Linked DNA regions of Homo sapiens: region 2 is linked to region 1. The links are chromatin contacts, found by Hi-C in ENCODE. All regions are on one chromosome and are shown on one strand. The core of a region is the stretch at or near the end of the contact, and the rest is flanking DNA. Distances in the headings are between cores, read along the strand shown.

The links. A loop is a pair of places that touch in the nucleus more often than their neighbours do. Pooled maps may share reads with other maps.
Region 2: a loop to region 1 is called in a pooled map, with 8 times the contacts of the local background. The contact joins the promoter of RPS5 here to the promoter of ZNF543 in region 1. A Hi-C loop is called at or near these places in 6 of 50 pooled maps.

What each region holds. Positions count from the first base shown.
Region 1 is chr19:57,318,540-57,323,359 of GRCh38, forward strand. It overlaps ZNF543 (zinc finger protein 543), which reads left to right and starts at 1,933. Exons shown (of 4, transcript NM_213598.4): 1 at 1,933-2,332. The coding sequence starts at 2,315. RefSeq lists enhancers at 309-826, 1,752-1,871, 1,882-2,031.
Region 2 is chr19:58,384,366-58,389,185 of GRCh38, forward strand. It overlaps RPS5 (ribosomal protein S5), which reads left to right and starts at 2,904. Exons shown (of 6, transcript NM_001009.4): 1 at 2,904-2,974; 2 at 3,772-3,880. The coding sequence starts at 3,773. It overlaps MIR4754 (microRNA 4754), which reads right to left and starts at 2,493; the gene lies at 2,405-2,493. RefSeq lists enhancers at 1,305-1,524, 1,545-1,614, 2,677-2,971, 3,165-3,214.

The DNA of each region.
Region 1 (4,820 bases), core at 683-3,182:
GGATGGGGCTTTCTGCTTTTATATTATTTGATGCCCTTGGGAGTTTTACTGTGGTATAAGTTGGGTTTAGTTTCATGGTTTCAATTATGGGTGCTTTCACAGGCCAAGGCTCAGCTGAGCACTCCTGAGCTGCATGCTGTAAACCTGGGTAGAGGGGATTAAGCCCTTGGCTTTGTTCTCTGGCTGCTTGGGGTGAAGCACCTGCTGTGCTAGAGGGGCTGAGGTGTTCTCAGTCTGCTGGCAAAAGTGCTCCAGCAGAGCATTGTGGGGACTGCAGAGAGTGCACTGTGGCTGGGGGATGGGGAGGCCACAGGCAAGTGTGCACCACTTGGGCAGTAGAGGGGGGCTACCTGCAAGTGTGTGCCAATGGGGTGGCATGGCTGTGGTGTAGGTGAGTGAAGCACCATGGTGTGAGGGGTCCCCGGCAATGCCTCCCACCTTTTTGAATCTCCAGTGTCTATTATTCCACTATTTCCATATGTATACATCATTTAGCTACCACTTATAAGTGATAACATGCAGTATTTGACTTTGTTTCTGAATTATTTCACTTAAGAGAATGGCCCCCCAGTTCCAGCCATATTGCTGCAAAAGCCATGATTTTTTTTAATGACTGAGTAGTATTCCATGGAGTGTATATATATATACACATATATACATATACATACATATATATACATATATATACATATACATACATATATACATATATACATATACATACATATATATACATATATATACATATACATACATATATATACATATATATACATATACATACATATATATACATATACATACATATATATACATATATATACATATACATACATATATACACATATATATACATATACATACATATATACATATATATACATATACATACATATATACATATATATACATATACATACATATATACATATACATACATATATATACATATATACATATACATACATATATATACATATATATATCGCATTTTCTTTATCCAATCATCTGTCGATGGACACTTAGGTTGATTCTATGACTTTGCTACTGTGAATAGTGCTACAGTAAGCATGTAAGTACAGGCATCTTTTTGATATAGTGGTTTATTTTCCTTTAAGTAAATACCCAATAGTGGAATTGCCAGATCAAATGGCAGTTCTATTTTCAGTTCTTTGATAAATCTCCATACTGTTTTCCATAGAGGTTGTACTAATTTACATTCCCACCAATAGCATATAAGCGTTCCCTTTTCCTTGCATCCATACCAACATCTGTTGGTTTTTTACTTTTTAATAATAGCCACTCTGACCAGTATAAGATGGCATCTCAGTGTGTTTATGTGTGTGTGTTTTCTCTCATCATATCTCATTATAACCTCAAATTCCTGGGCTCAAGCAATCCTCTTGCTTCAGCCTCCCAGTGTCTAGGACTACAGGTGTACACCATCATGCCTTGCTCTTTTTTTTTTTTTTGGTAGATATAACATCTTACTATATTGCCCAGGGTGGTCTCAAACTCCTGACCTCAGCAATTATTTTGTGTTGGCATCCCAAAGCACTGAGATTACATATATGAGCTACCTCCCTAAAATAAGGGAAGTGAGCCAGAAGCTCTGGGCCCAGCCCATGATCTCAATCGGGGCGAATATCCCCGCCTCCTGACCTCAATTTTCCTAAGCTAGAAAGGACCTTTCGACCCTCCGACTTGTGCCCATAGTAAAGCGGCGGCCCTAAGACGACGCGGGGGTCCTTGTGCGCACTTAAATGGAGTCGGCTGCGCTTGGTGAGTTCCCACACCCGGTAGATGTGAGGGAAAAACTGCCTTACTCAGAAGGCACCACCCCTTGCGTCGGCCGCGGACTCTAGGCCAATGACGGGCCAGGACACGGGCGATTTCTGCGGGCCAGGGCGGCGGAGGTGGGACTTCCGCTTCGTCGCGTGACGTCATCTCCGTGAGCAGGATTGGCCCTGGAACAGTGTGGGGCCTGGACCGCTGGGTAGGCGCGTCCAGCGGCCTGAGCAGGGGAGGGTAATGAGGCTGTTACGCGCCTTCTCCGCATCTTGGCGGGAGCCTGACGCCCCGCTTCTTCCCTAACGGGGTGTTCCACCGGCGCCTGCCGAGGCCTAGGCCTCCGCAGCCGCCCTCCGTCTCCTCAGCCCCGACGCTGCGCCCGCTTTGTGCGCATTTTTCTCTGGGGAAACTGAGGCTCCGAGTGCGAAAGTCAGCCGAGGTCGCCCCGCCCAGGACAGAGAAGGGCTGGGGGTCGGCTGAGCCGCGGCATTCCCGGGCCCCGCTAGGGCTGCAGGGTCTCAGGATGGCAGCCTCGGCGCAGGTGAGTGGACGAGGTTTTGGCCTTGCTGCTGCTCTGCTACTTCTGGAGGCCTCGTGGGCAGGCAGAAGCCAAGACAGCCACAGGATGTTTCTTTGTCGCCGTCGTTTATTTAAGAGAAGTGGCCGTAGCTTGTCATTTCCTTTATCCGCAGTCCTGCAATAGTGTTGGCCTCCGACAGGTGCTCAGTCCTTGGTAGAAGGATGAATGATGCTTCCTTCATGGATCTCATCACACTTCCCTTAAATCCAACCTCCTCTGTTGCCTGCCAGCCCCTACCCCATCCACCTGGCCAACCACCCCTGACCTTGTCTCTCCATTTTTCCCTTGTCCTTTGCTCTTCAGAGCCACCAACCTGACCGTGCAGTCTTCTTCCTTTTTCCAGGCTTTCTCTTTGCACTTCCCTTTGCCTTGAACACTGCCCCTATAACTTCGCAGGGCCTCCCTCTCATATCTTTCTGGCCTCTGTCCAGATGTCACCTATTTGGAGGTGGCTTTCTTGGCAATTCCGGCTAAAGTGGCGCCTTACGCACTTGCCCATTTTTGGCAATGTGTGGCATTTTTGTATAGAGAATCTGACGATATTAAAGAAGCTTGCCGTTTGAGTTGGTCTAGGATGTTATGTGAACAAAGAGAAACGAAATAATTGCAAAGAGTGACAGCTGATCATAAAGAGTCCTTGCTGTGGGCTGATTGGCAGGCATTATTTAACCCTCAGCTCCTTTAATCCTGAACTCCTTAGAATTAGGTTCTCTTGTCCTCACTGTTTTACACAAGAGCAGCTGGAGGCTCACATAGGTTCAATTACCTGCCTTACATCACTGTAGCTCTTAAGTATCAGAAACTAACAACTGGTGTGTCTACCATCACAGCCTGTGTTTTTACCCTCTTCTTTGCCCGCAATGGTTAGGGAGGCCTGGGGGTGACACCTAAAGTAAACTTTGCAAGTTGAGCAGGCTTCCTTCTAGCAGGTGGTCTTGGACATGAGGAGTCATGGCATTTCATGCTGGTGGAACTGTGTGGACTAAAAAAAAATGGTTTATTGGTTGTTTAAGGAGTCCGCAGGGGACCCGTGTGGCTTCCACAGTGGTTTCCTGAGTGGTTTTCTCCTATACCAGCTGACACATGTCTTGGGACACAAGATTTTGTGGTCTTTTGCTAGATGTGCCTTCCTCCTTAGCCAGGACAGACATAGCCAGTCAGGGGCCCATGTTCTCATGGCTACAACCTGCTGTGTCCTCTGTGACTCTTGTTCCTTGCTCCTGAAGTATCCTGACCTCAGGGATACTTGTTGGTAGGACTCAAACAGGAAAAGGTAGTGATAGCTCGTTGTGGATTCTTCCTATGAGAATGGGCATCTGTGAGGCCCAGAAGTGTCCGAGGCAGCAGATGCAGGTCCAGGCCCTGCCACTTTTGAGGCAGGTGCCACCACCTCAGGTGACTCTTCTGTGAGGTAGGTGATTATGACTATGCTGCTCTGCCCAGGTCCATGAAAATATTTCAAGTGGCTAACCCCAGCACAGTGGCATGTGTCTGTATATCCAGCTTGGGAGGCTAAGGCAGGAGGATCATGAGTTCAAGCCCAACCTGGGCAAAATATTGAGACCCTGTCTCAAAAAAAAAAAAAAAAATCCTGAAAATATTTTCAGGGTGGCTCAAATGGATGTATTTCAATGTTTCCCATCCTCATTAACTGTGCATTAACTTTGCTAATGAAGGAGTGTCGGGTTGCATGATTAGAACATAGACCATAGGGCCCTGGGTTCAAATTCTGTCTCTCCTGATAAGAGATGTGACTTTGGGTAGACTAGTGGAGGTCCTGGACCTCAAGTCTCTGAGTGTGACATGGAGATGATGATGGTGAACTCAGGAGCTGTGGCCCTTTGCCCCAGTGTTTCCTTTACAGCTTTTCTTCAGATCTTTTGACTATTCTTGGTGAAGTGGAAAACCCTGTTGTGTTGACCTGGACATCAGGGCTCAGATAAATGAAATGAGATTTCCAAGGTCACATAGCAGGCTTGTGTTGATTTCAGGAATTTGGTTTTAAACCTCAGGAGTCTGACTCCTGAGCTGGGGACTTTTAGTCACTTTACCATGGCATGTAAAGCCATTAGCATGAGGCAGGCTCACAGGGAGGATCGGTAAGACTCAGGTGCTGTTCTTGTTGTTGTTGCTGGTGTTGTTTTTGTTATTATTCTTTCCCATTCCTCTGATGTCTCAGAGCACTTACTGTCTTGCCTCTCAGTCCCCTTAGGATTGTCCTAACCTTATTTCTGTGTGAAGTGGCTTTCTGCATAGGAGGCTTCTCTCTCTTCACTGCTGTAATTTTTTTTTTTTTTTTTGAGACGAGTCTCGCTCTGTCACCCAGGCTGGAGTACAGTGGCACGATCTCGGCTCACTGCAAGCTCCGCCTCCCGGGTTCACGCCATTCTCCTGCCTCAGCCTCCCGAGTAGCTGGGAATACAGGCGCCCGCCACCGCGCCCGGCTAAT
Region 2 (4,820 bases), core at 1,654-4,153, 1.1 Mb after region 1:
CACACTCCAAACGAGTTGATAATCAGGCTGGGGACTTCAACAGACAACCAAGGTGCCAGTAAAGGCATTAAGGAGCTATCACGGCCAGGTGCGGTGGCTCACACCTGTAATCCCAGCACTTTGGGAGGCCGAGGCAGGCGGATCACGAGGTTAGGAGATCGAGACCATCCTGGCTAACAGTGAAACCCCATCTCTACTAAAAATACAAAAAAAATAGCCGGGCGTGGTGGCGGGCGCCTGTAGTCCCAGCTACTCGGGAGGCTGAGGCAGGAGAATGGCATGAACCCAGGAGGCGGAGCTTGCAGTGAGCCAAGATTGCGCCACTGCACTCCAGCCTGGGCAACAGAGTGAGACTCCGTCACAAAAAAAAAAAAGGAGCCATCACAAGGATGTAAGATCAGCTAACAGTAAGACTGTGGCTGGTAGGGTGGACAGGCAAAGTGACTGCCTGGAGAGTGGGCAGGTGGCCCAGCAGGGCCCAGAGGGTGCCTTCCCAGAAGTGAGGAGTCCAGTCTGGGGCCGGCCACTCAGGATGGACACAATGTACCAGAAGTGAGGTAGATCTCTGCAGAGTCTCTGGGGTCCTCATCCAGTCTGAAGAACACAGCACCAGCAGCCCTAGATCTATGAGGTCAGACTCTGCATCTTATCGTAGCACCTTGGGGACCTGGGGAGGCTGGACCACCCTGGACCTGGTGGCGGGGGTGGGGGGTGCATGAGTCTCGGCTCTGCAGTATTCACCACGCCACACTTGAGGGCACCTGCCCTCTGCAGCACGATGAGTCATTCTCATGAGGTCTGTAAAGATGTCCATTATCAAATGACCATGGTAGCCAGGCCACAGGGTTCACATTGACGTTGCCTCATTGCATTCTCATTTCCACACTGAAGGGGAAAACAGGTTCAGAGGGGTGGGCTCACTGTCCTGATGAGTGCTGCCTGTTTTCTCCCACCCTCCCTACAACCAGCACCCCCATGCCCCTCACTCAAGACCAGGGAGAAGCCCACCTAGCCCCTCCTGCAACCACACAGACCCCAGTGGGAGCCCCAAGGCTGCTACTCTGCACAGGATGGAGGGCAGGGGTAAAGGCCATTAGGCGGTGGCAGTAGGCCGTGCCCCTCACCAGAGGCTGAGGTCTGACCCCTTGACCAGCCCAGCTTCAGGGCATGTGTCCTTTCATGAGCTGTGACTGACCACAGTCCAAGGGCCCACTGTGGGGAGTCCTCAGCATATTTGGACAGAAACGCCCCAGAATTGGGGTAAGAAGAGCCTTTACAGTCAGGCAGTGAAGAAACACAGCTGCTGGGCACCTGCTATGTGCACGCCTCAGGGATGGGAGTAGGGGGCAGGCCCAGCCCTGGGACCTGGGTCAGGTGGCTGGGCCCTTCGGATCCCGAGTTGGAGGGATAACCCCTTGGAGGCAGAGATGGGCATCAGAGACAGGGCGGCCCCAGGTGGTCCTGGAGTCGCCTCGTAAAGGTTATGTCTATGCCTGCTGCAGGCAGAGACACAGTCAAAGTAGTTGCTACCTCTGGAAAGTCCCAGTTCTGCTCATGAGCCTAGATCTAAGAGGCTGGGACAGGCAGAGGGGTATGAAGGGGTCATGGGCAGGCAGACTGTCCACACTGGCTGCCAGGGTGGCCAAGTGAGTAGAGTGAGCTGGGGCACTCACTACCGTGCCAACCCCACGCACGGATGAGGACCCCGGGTCGAAGGCCCACATCCTCAATCCCACGCAATAGTTCAGGCCCTGTGAGAGGGTTCGCTGTCTGCTCCCAGCCAGGGCTGAGCTGTTCAGAGGCCCTACCTGTTCAGAGGCAGCTGGGGGAAGGGACAGAAGTTGGGGGGCAGGGGATTGTGTGCTGGCGGGAATAATCTCCTTCATCTCATGGCTAAATCTTCCATCCCTCCTTTCAACCTTTGGCCAGAAACCTACGTTTCTGACCCTTGGAGAGGTCGGCCAGTTCAAGAGGCACCCCTGAGAGCCACGTCTGCAGACACGAGGGCCTCGTGACGTGAGCCCTGAGGGCAGGGGGCTGCAACCCCTCGCGCGGGCTCCCCGGCCGTGGAGGACACAAGGACAAACACGAAGGGTCCCCGACCTGCCGACCCCCTCCTCCCGGACACCGCGCGTAGCCTGTAGGCTACCTCCGCGCTCCACCCAGAGACGGGTCGCGCTGCTCCCGCCGCCGCAACCCCGGGCCCTCGTGCCGGCGGTCTCCCCTCTTCCACGGGCGAGATTACTGCATAGCAGAGGTGAAGGGCGCGGAGGCTGTGGGGGAACCCAGCGTGGTATGGCAGGAAAGGTCGAGCAGGGAAACAGGCCCAGCCAGAGGCTCGGGATCCGGGGCTCGCGAGCGTGGTGCTCCTGGGCCGGGCGGTGGGGGAGGGGCCGCGTGTGGCAGGCACATGCGCACGGCAACCTGGACCTGCGGAGGGCGGCGGTGACCACTGGGCCTCACTCCGCTAACCCAGGTCCGCATCAGGCGCGTGCCGGTGAGGCGGCTGTGGCCGCGGCGAGGAGTCAGAGGGAACTGAACTGGCTACTCCCGCGGCAGGTGGGATTTAAGGTCAGCAGCTGAACAAAGAAGCGAGCGCTGGCCAGACTTTTTTCTTTATTAGACATGGCTGCGTTGGTCTCACGGAAATCTCTGCGCTTTTGCAGGCGCCCACAAGACAGGGCAACTACGGGGTAGCGGACATCCGCCAGGCACGCTTCTAGGGCCGCTTCTGCAACTGCGCATGCGCTTGGGCTGCACCCATTCCGTCTAGCCCAAAAGGTTCCTCTACAACCTTCCTCCGGATTGGTCTATAGGGACACGATGGCCTTTTACGCAAGCGTCACCCGTGCTGACCCGGAAGTTTTCTTCCCAGTTAAAAGTGTTGGCCCGCGGCGCGCGGCCTCTTCCTGTCTGTACCAGGGCGGCGCGTGGTCTACGCCGAGTGACAGAGACGCTCAGGCTGTGTTCTCAGGTGAGACCGCCGCGGGGCCGGGGATCCTAGGGACGGTTCATGGTCTTTCGGGGATAGTGCCCCGCGGCCTGGGCCTTTTCTCATTAGGTCTCATTTCTGTCTCTGGAAAAGAAAATGTAGAAGAAACGGGCGCGGGCCGAGTTACTCTTGACTTCTTTCTGGTGCTCCGCCGCTTCTAGCTTTTCCCCATAGCGGGGCTTGGGGAACTTGGTTTGAACTATGCGGTTGTACTCTGAGATAGGAAGTTTCCATTTCTTAGGGACACGATGCCCTCTTTTGCTCTGTGTAACTTTCCCCCCGTAATAGCAGCCCCTAGAGCCTTCATACTGTCGGTCAAGAATCGAAACCTTTGGGTTGATTGTGCCACACGGTACCTACCGTGGTCCTTGATGTCATATAACGGTCCCGCCTCACGGCCAAAGAAACAGTCCGAGACGGAACGTTGACTTGGGTCAAAGACCATGTAAATCGCGAGATTGTGGTTTGAATTACAGCCCATGCAGTGTGAGGACGTATGGCATCTGCTGAGCCATTATACCTTGGTCCCAGTGCAGCAGCTGTTGACTGGTGGCTGCCAAGTCTTGGGCCCAGGGGTTCTAGGTGAAAGACAGATGCTTCTTGCTGACAGCTGAGTAATTTTTCTAGTGCTTGAAAACACGTTCACGGCCTTTCTTGGTCCTTTGCGACCCCCCAGTTCATCACTAGATGGCGGCTAGCCTCAGAGTTGGGAATGAGTGCGCCTTTGCTCCATGCTAGCTGAGCTCTGACGTTTTTTTCCTGTCATCACCCTGTCCCAGGATGACCGAGTGGGAGACAGCAGCACCAGCGGTGGCAGAGACCCCAGACATCAAGCTCTTTGGGAAGTGGAGCACCGATGATGTGCAGATCAATGACATTTCCCTGCAGGTGAGGGGAACTTGGTGATTGGCCTTCCTGGCTGGGGGCGGACATTATTCCAGGAAGGCACACATCAAACTTGTTGCTGTGCCATTAAGTCAAGAATAGAGATCATAACAGGTAAAGAAGGGATCCCTTGACCACCACATCTACCACATCTGCTCTTACGTCCTGTTCAAAGATGACTACAACTTCTGTCATGAGAGGACTCCTTCACCAGAAGGAGCATCACATCTCACATATGGTATTTTTGTTACTGTTTTTGTAGTAAAATACATAACATCCAGTGTCATTCTTTTGCATGTGAATATCCAGTTATCCAGTACCATCTCCTAAAGAGATGTTTTTTTTCCCTCAATTGAATGGCCTTGGCCACTTGTCATAAATCAGCTGGCCGTAGTTTTTTTTTTTTTTTTTTTTTTTTGAGACGGAGTCTCACTCTGTTCCCTGGGCTGGAGTGCAGTGACGCGATCTGCCTACCGGGTTCACACCATTCTCCTGCCTCAGCCTCCTGAGTAGCTGGGACTACAGGTGCCCGCCACTGCACCTGGCTGATTTTTTTTTTTTTATTTTTAGTAGAGACAGGGTTTCACCGAGTTAGCCAGGATGGTCTCGATCTCCTGACCTCGTGATCCGCCCGTCTCGGCCTCCCAAAGTGCTGGGATTACAGGCGTGAGCCACCGCGCCCGGCCCAGATGTATGGGTTTCATTACAGACTTTCAGTTATATTCCACTGGTCTATATGTCTGTCTCTATGCCAGTACCACACTTTCTTGCTTTGTATTAAGTTTTGCAATTGGGAAGTGTGAGTTGTCCTACTTTGTTCCTACTCCGTACGGTTTTACACATACCCTTTTTTTCCCCTCCCCATGAAGGCATCATTAAGAATTTTGTGGGCCTTAAGAACTTTAGCTTTTGTGAGCCCTTCCTCCATTAAAAGAAAGTGTTT